2 separate regions of the Homo sapiens genome follow, and region 2 is linked to region 1. A link is a loop called in an ENCODE intact Hi-C map of the cell type or tissue named here. Cell type or tissue: GM12878. All regions are shown on one strand.

Evidence for each region. Hi-C counts contacts between places; a loop is a spot of excess contacts. Peaks named below come from ENCODE experiments on the same cell type or tissue, not always from the same donor. Only the 100,000 strongest peaks of a DNase experiment are listed, where the experiment ranks them.
Region 2: a loop joins it to region 1, with 2.1 times the contacts of the local background. A loop is called at or near these places in 5 of 110 quality-filtered maps.

Annotation. Positions count from the first base shown.
Region 1 is chr12:79,994,994-79,998,993 of GRCh38, forward strand. No RefSeq gene overlaps it. Among named protein-coding and RNA genes, the nearest start is that of PPP1R12A-AS1, 62 kb to the left of the region's middle. In GM12878, no CTCF peak of the experiment used is centred here; a DNase peak (open chromatin) is centred at 2,348.
Region 2 is chr12:80,177,005-80,181,004 of GRCh38, forward strand. All of the region lies in intron 1 of OTOGL (otogelin like), which reads left to right. Among named protein-coding and RNA genes, the nearest start is that of OTOGL, 79 kb to the left of the region's middle. RefSeq lists a silencer at 2,055-2,114. In GM12878, no CTCF peak of the experiment used is centred here; a DNase peak (open chromatin) is centred at 2,037; H3K4me3 peaks cover 404 bases.

The DNA of each region.
Region 1 (4,000 bases):
ATGATATATAACCACCTCACGCTATACTGAATTATTATTTGAGGAGTAATTCTCAGCCTTGTCAGAAAGAAATATCACTGAACAGATAATATCACAAGCCCCTAAGAAGTGACAGCTATTGTGATTGCAGTAACTTAGAGGAGTCCAAATGATTTTTTGGGCATTATATAGGTAAAACATACAATATTTCTGGCAGGCATTTTTTATTTTATTTTTAAGTTCTGGGGTACACGTGCAGGGTATGAAGGTTTGTTACATAGGTAAATGTGTGCCATGGTGGTTTGCTGCACCTATCAACCAACCCATCACCTAGGTATTAAGCCCAGCATGGATTAGCTCTTTTTCCTTATGCTCTCCTTCCCCTTCCCCACCCTCCCCCAACTAGCCCCCGTGTGTGTTGTTCCCCTCCCTGTGTGCATGTGTTCTCATTGTTAAGCTCCCACTTGTAAGTGAGAACAAGCGGTGTTTGGTTTTCTGTTCTTGTGTTAGTTTGATGAGGATGATCATTTCCAGCTTCATCTGTGTCCCTGCAAAGGACATGATCTCATTCCTTTTTATGGCTGCATAGTATTCCATGGTGTATATGTGCCACATTTTCTTTATCCAGTCTACCATTGATGGGCATTTGGGTTGATTCCCCATCTTTGCTATTGTGAATAGTGCTGCAGGGAACATACGTGTGCATATATCTTTAAAATAGAGTGATTTGTATTCCTTTGGGTATATACTCAGTAATGAGATTGCTGGGTCAAATGGTATTTCCAGTTCTAAATCTTTGAGGAATTGCCACACTGTCTTTCACAATGGTTGAACTAATTTACGTTCCCACCAACAGTGTAAAAACGTTCCTAATCTTCCACAAGCTCGCATTTTTCGAGCATTTGTTGTTTCTTGACTTTTTAATAATTGCCATTCTGGCTTGTGTGAGATGGTATCTCATTGTGGTTTCGATTTGCATTTCTCTAATAATAAGGAATGTTGAGCTTTTTTTCACATGTTTCTTGGCCACATGTATGTCTTCTTTTGAAAATTGTCTGTTCATATCATTTGCCTATTTTTCAATGGGGTTGCTTGTTTTCTTCTTGTAAATTTGCTTAAGTTCCTTGTAGAATCTGGATATTAGACCTTTGTCTGACAGACATTGTAGCAAATAGAGTCAGCTATTTGTCCCACAATATACAATCCCTCTCCCTTTCCATGTATGTAGTCAGTCAAATTTTTAGCTGGGACACATGGCCACCTACCAAATGACATTTCTCAGCCTTCCTTGCAGGTAGGTGTGGCTATATGATCAAACATTTGCGAATGGATATGAACATAAGTAATGTATGCAACTTCTGGTCATTTTTTGTTTGTTTTTTTGTTTGTTTTGAGATGGAATCTTGCTCTGTCTCCTAGGCTAGAGTGCAATGGTGCCATCTCGGCTTGCTGCAGCCCCCACCCTCCAGGTTCAAGCGATTCTCCTGCCTCAGCCTCCTGAGTAGCTGGGATTACAGGTGCTTGCCACCATGCCTGGCTAATATTTGTAATTTTTAGTAGAGATGGGGTTTCACCATGTTGGCCAGGCTGTCTTGAACTCCTGACCCCAGGTGATCCACCCACCTCAGCTTCCCAAAGTGCTAGCATTATAGGCGTGAGCCACCACACCTGGCCCTGGTCATGTCTTTAAAAGGGAGAGATATGTCCTTCAATTTATCTTTTCTCTTTCCTGTTACCTGGGATGTGGATGTGGTGTTGAACATTTTTTGACATGGGCAACTACTTAGGACAGTAGAACAACAAGATGACAGAAGCCTGGGCCCCAATATCAAGGAGCTGCTCTTCCAGCCAAGTTTTGCTTAAACTTGGATTGTTACATGAAAATAAACTATTTTGCTTAAACCACTGTTATTTTGGGGTTTTATTATAGCAAGTGAACCTGTATCCTAAAAATGACAGGTTTTGGTAACCTAAAAATGGGCACTGACTGAGTGGCCAGGCAGTGGGTACAAGAACACAGTTAATATCATCTGGAAGGCTGTCCACATTTATTATACTGTGGAAAAATATTTGGAAAGCTGTCATCCACAATAACTTGGAAAGCAGACCAAATGCTCTTGGAAGCCATAGCTTTAAAAGAAAAGGTTAAAAAAAATTCAAGATGTTGGAATGTATTGGCTGCTTCTTTACTTCTTTCAGTAAAGTTTTCAAAACAGATATGGATTGAGTCCAGTTGCAAACAAAGATGAAAGAGAATACAACTTTCCTAAGAGAAGACTAATCATTGAGCAATTTAGGGCCCCCAGAAGGTTGAAAGAACCAATTGCTTCTGCAGTACAAATGAAAGTAATGACAAGCGGTGGCTATGAGGAATAGATGTGGCAGGAAGATAGTTTCAGTTCCTCTTTACTACCAGCTCTCTCCCCAGCAAGTCCAAATAAAAATAATAATGTTTTCAAACAGATTCTCATAAGTGTTCAATAAGGCATCTTTTACAATTTTTAATTTTTCCACTGGGACTAACAATTTAAAAGGAGTGTTCTTACTATTCAAATAGAGCCTTAAGTAAATTCAGCCAGTCCAAAGATCTTCAAAACAAAATATGCACATTCTTGGGTTACAAGAATTATTCCCAGGGGAGCACTTGGACACATATAACTTTAACTTTCATGTTTATTATTTCAAAAATTGAACTGCCTGAGAATTTCCCCATGGTCAAGAGCCATTGTACTTCTTTATTGTCTTCCCTTTCACAATTGCCCTTGTCCCACTAAACTTCGAAAGGTCTACTACCTCTCTCCCATCTCCAATCTTATAATACTGTAAATGTACAATACTTTATGATATTTGCAATGATTTATGGCTAATACATATAATAACCAGATGATTTTTAATGAAACACTTAGACCATTGAGATCATAGAGAAAAACCTATTTACATAATTTCAATTTATATACATAGTTTTATTGCAAAGAAATATGATGAAGGTGATCAATGTGAGGGTGTAAGCACAAAAATATATTAACGTACAATTCTGTGAGGGAGTGAAAAGGAAACATGAATTCAAGGAGCAAAAGGGACTATTAAAGAGCAACTTATTGACATTTAGAAAAATGAATGATGGTAGTGTTAAATCACCATATTATTTACATTCTTTAAGTAATATAATATTTTTAAAATATCAATATATACAATATGTTGGAATTGCCTCTTTTGCTACTAGTGGTTAGACTTATGAGAACATTTTTATATTTAGACTTTAAAACGTTTGAGGGACTTCATAGTATCTAAATGTTCTTTAATTGTATATTCCAAGCAAAAATGTTTTAAGAGCACATTTCTTTCTTTTTCTTTTTTCTTTCTTTTTTCTTTTTTTTGAGACGGAGTCTCACTCTGTTGCCCAAGCTGGAGTGCAGTGGTGCAATCTCGGCTCACTGCAACCTCCACCTCCTGGGTTCAAGCGATTATCCTGCCTCAGCCTCCCCAATAGCTGGAACTACAGGCACATGCCATCACACCCGGCTAATTTCTATTCCCCATTACACCTAAATTACTCCCCATAAGCCCCTTGTAGATGTGGAATTATGGCCCCTTGGTTTGCTCCTGAGCAAATAATCCTTTGTTTGGAATTGTGGATGACTCCTGGATGGTTGTATATTGTCTAGGGAGCCAAATGAGATCAGCAGAAGTTTTGTCTGCATGAAGTATAGAGGAGGTTAAGCTTCAGACTTGGGCATAATAGATGGGCCTTTCAGTTTAAGTATAAACAGTAACAGTAGGTTATTTGAGGTGAAGAAACATACATGGAAATGGCAACAATGTGCGCCTTTCTTCTTTTTATGAGGCTTTCCTTTTCAGAAAAGTTGAAAATATAACTTTCTCAGTCCTTCCATATTTGATACTGTCACTTGGAGATAATCTTGCTGAAACAGTGTTACTCTACATGTTTTTCTTGTATCCAAAGCAAATACTAGTTTCCAGATCTTTGTATTTTTCAAATAGGACTGTTAGAGTTCTCAAT
Region 2 (4,000 bases), 180 kb after region 1:
TTTCCTATTTTAAAAACTGGGTTGTTTATCTTATTGAGTTGTAAAAATTGTTTATATATATTGTTTATATAGATCAAAGGCCTTTTTCAGAAATGTTTTTCAAATGTTTCCTCTCAATGTTAAAGAGTATTAAAATTTGATGAAATAAAATATAATTTTATAGTTCATGTCTTTTTATATTTAAGAAATCTTTGCAAAAACCAAGGGAATGAAGATTTTCTCCTAAGTGTTCTAGAAATTTTAGCTATTAATTTAAGGTCCACGACCCGTTTCAAGTTAACATTTGTATAGGTTGTAAGGGGGTGGTTGTCATTTCTTAATCACATGGCTATCCAGTTGCTACAACACCATTTGTTAAAGAGATTATCCTTGCCCCATTGAATTGCCTCAGCACCTTTTTTGAAAACTAATAGACCATATATGTATGATATATCTCTTGATTCTTTATTTCATTTTATTGATCTCATTGTCTGCCTTAACACAAATACCATACTGTGTGAATGATTTTAACTTTATAATAAATCTTGAAATCAAGATTGCAAATCTTTAACTTTATCCTTTTTTTTAAATGAAAGTTGTTTTGGTGATCTTATGTCTTTTGCATTTCTACAAAAAAGCCAGTAAGATTGTGTTTGGGATGACATTTAATCTATAGATCAATTTTGGGGGAAATTATATCTAAACAATATTCAGTCTTCTGATCCAAGAATATGGTATATACCTCCATTTCTTTAGGTCTTTAATTTTTTTACAACAATGTTTTGAAGTTTTCAGTGTACAGGTCTTACACATATTATATTTGTCCTTTTGAGGTTGCTTTTAAGCTTGTTAGGATGAATCAGAGCAACCTTTAGTCTAGGGCTAATTTTCTCCACTACTGCAGTAATACTCTTCTGAATATTCCAGCTGATGCCCTATGAATTACAAGATTTTTCATTGTGTCTTACAGAAACATGAGTTATTTCTAGCCTTATATGAGTTTTGGAGATTGTTCTCTCAATTCTTTTAGTTTTTTTCTGTTTTTTCTATTCTATTCTTTTCTTTCTTTCTTTCTTTCTTTTTTTTTTTTTTTTTTTTTGAGACAGAGTCTCTGTCATCCAGGCTGGAGTGCAGTGGTGTGATCTCGGCTCGCTGCAGCCTCTGCCTCCTGGGTTCAAGTGATTCTCCTGCCTCAGCCACCCAAGTAGCTGGGATTACAGACACCTACCACCATGCCCGGCTAATTTTTGTATTTTTAGTAGAGATGGGGTTTCACCATGTTGGCTAGGCTGGTCTCAAACTCCTGACCTCAAGTGATCCGCCTGCCTCGACCTCCCAAAGTGCTGGGATTACAGGCATGAGCCACTGTGCCCAGCCTTTTATATGGTATTTTTGGTTTTGCTTTTGTTTTGGCCAACCTCAGGTATTATGTACTTCCAAACATGCACAAATCAATACTCAAATGAATACTCAAGAGGCACCTTTTGCAGATCTTTCTGTAGTTCTCTATTTTTTAGTACTTTTCCATATAAACTCTAGATGCCTTGGCCTTCCCTGCCTCTCAGTCCTGTCTCCTTAACTTAGAGAGATTACGGGCTATACCTGGGTGCTCTCTCCCTACACAAGCAGTAAGCTGGGACAATCAAAATGCTTACCACACAGTTTGTCCTCTCTCAGTTATCACTGTCCTGTGTTGCCTGATGTACAGTATCTGAGTATGTTTCATATATTTTGTACAGGTTTTTAGTTGTTCCAACTGGGGAGTTAAATCTGGTCTCTGGTACCCTAACTACCAGAGCCAGAAGGAATATTTAACTTTATAAATCGTTCTTTTATCCTTATCTTTTGCCATTTGTACATTTGTATTTTGAAAGCTACTTCTCACTGCCTAGTGTGGAAATTAAGGACTCTTTCATTTTAATTATTGCTTTTGAGGTAGAAGTTTTAGGTAAGACTCCAAGCTCAGTAGAGAATCGGAATATAATATTGAAACTGTTGTGGTTTATTACTGACACATTGAAGCTTTCTAAGAAGAGTAAGGCAGGCTCTCAGGCAGGTCTGAAAATAGTTTGTGAAAGCAGGGGAAAGGAGACTGGCTTGGTTTTTATTGTGATGGGGGCGGTGGGGGCTGGGGTAAAGTGACATCTCACTGGAGCAGGCTTATGTGGTCTGAACTTCCTGCTGGGGCCAAAGGAAGGAATACTCGAGCTTTCTTATTAGTGTGCTCACATGTGGGACAGGAGAAGGGCAAATGGTGACACTTGAAAGTCATCAGCAGACAAACATTAGAAATAGAGTCAGGCTCTTAATTATAACTCACTCCTGATGTTGACTGATGAAAGAAAATGGGCCATGCTTCATTAAACTGAATTTGATCTTATGTAAATCAGTCATTATGGCTTTCTATAAGGCCTGTAGCCTGAGGGCACTAATGGAGGTGAAAACTTCTTAAATACCTTTTAAAAAAAATAAGGAACCTAAAATTAAACGCCTTGGTCACTTCAAGTAATGTTTCAAACTCCAAAGGGGATAAAGAGTGTTATAATGAGGACTTATGTCATGGCTTTAGTATGTGCAGAGACATGTAAGACCTTTAAGGCAAGAGATTCCCAGGGTTCTTTACCCTAATGGAGGCATCTTTGAATAAGGAATCATTGATGGACTAGTTGGACAGACCATTGGTGTTGGCTTGAGAGCCTGAAAAAATGTGGCCAGGGCATTCAGTGCTTAGATGACTGCATGAAGTTTGGCCAGTTTTGCTCACTCTTGGACAATTTTGCCTGTCCTTGACTTGGGACATCCTGGTTGAAGCAGCAGCTCTACAGTGAGCATCCATCATGTATTGGTGGTGCTGCTATCCATGAAATATACAAACTCCTTTTGCTGTTCACTCAGTTGTTCTCAAGGGGACCCATAGGTAGCCAAACACTCCGTGAGAGGAGGAGTGACCTCCTCCAGAACTATGGAGTTTGACAAAGATCGAAGACAAAAGAAGCCACTGTATCCTGCAGGTGGGATATGCCAGAAGATGTAGTCTAAGCTGTATCAAGGTTTGGTTTTATCCTACAAGTGCTATTACTATTTTAGTAAGGAGGCCTTGGTGGCCACGATGAACCTGCAGATTGCTACTTTCATATTCCAAGGCATAATGGCCATCTGGATATGGAGGGTCATAGGCTCTGGGCCTAGATGAATCTGCAGGTTGCTACTTTCATATTCCAAGGCATAATGGCCATCTGGATATGGAGGGTCATAGGCTCTGGGCCTAGATGAATCTGCAGGTTGCTACTTTCATATTCCAAGGCATAATGGCCATCTGGATATGGAGGATCATAGGCTCTGGGCCTAGGATGACCTAGTATGTGGCAAGTGACTTCCCCTCCAGTGGTATTTAGCATGTAGCTGAGGAGAGCAATTTTTAATATCAAAAGCCCATGGGCAACTTTTGGCCATCATGTCATATGTGGTCCATAAACTCTAACAGGTATGAGAGGAGTTTGCAAAGGCCTCTGCAGTGAAGGAGTCTGTGGGGGAACACTAAGGGCAGTGCTATTGTACTTAAACAGAGAAAGGAGCCTTTTGTTGTGGAAGCCCCATTTAAGGTGGGTCAGTTTGTGAGAAATCGTGTAAATGGGCTTAAATTTTAAAATGAGGAATATATTACCTTCAAAATCCAAAAGACCTAAAAGGTGTTCAGCTTGTTTTAGTGTTGTAGGTACTGAGAGGGCCAATAATGTTTTTTTTGCCAGTGTCAAGGATGGAGTGGCCCTGACAGTGTCAAGGAGGGGGTAGTTTACCAAATAATTTTCAGGAATTAAACCAAGGTGCCATGAGCTTGTATAAGGTTATGTATGGGTCAATGATCCATCCCCTTTTTGTGAACCTCTTTGTGAGGATCTGTATTTCCTGAATGAGTGTGTCAAATGAATGCCCTTGGAGGAAGAGTTATCAGTATGCTGTAACTATGGGGAATTTAGACAAGGCAGTAGTTCTGGTGGTTAAGGTGAGGCATATGGGTTTG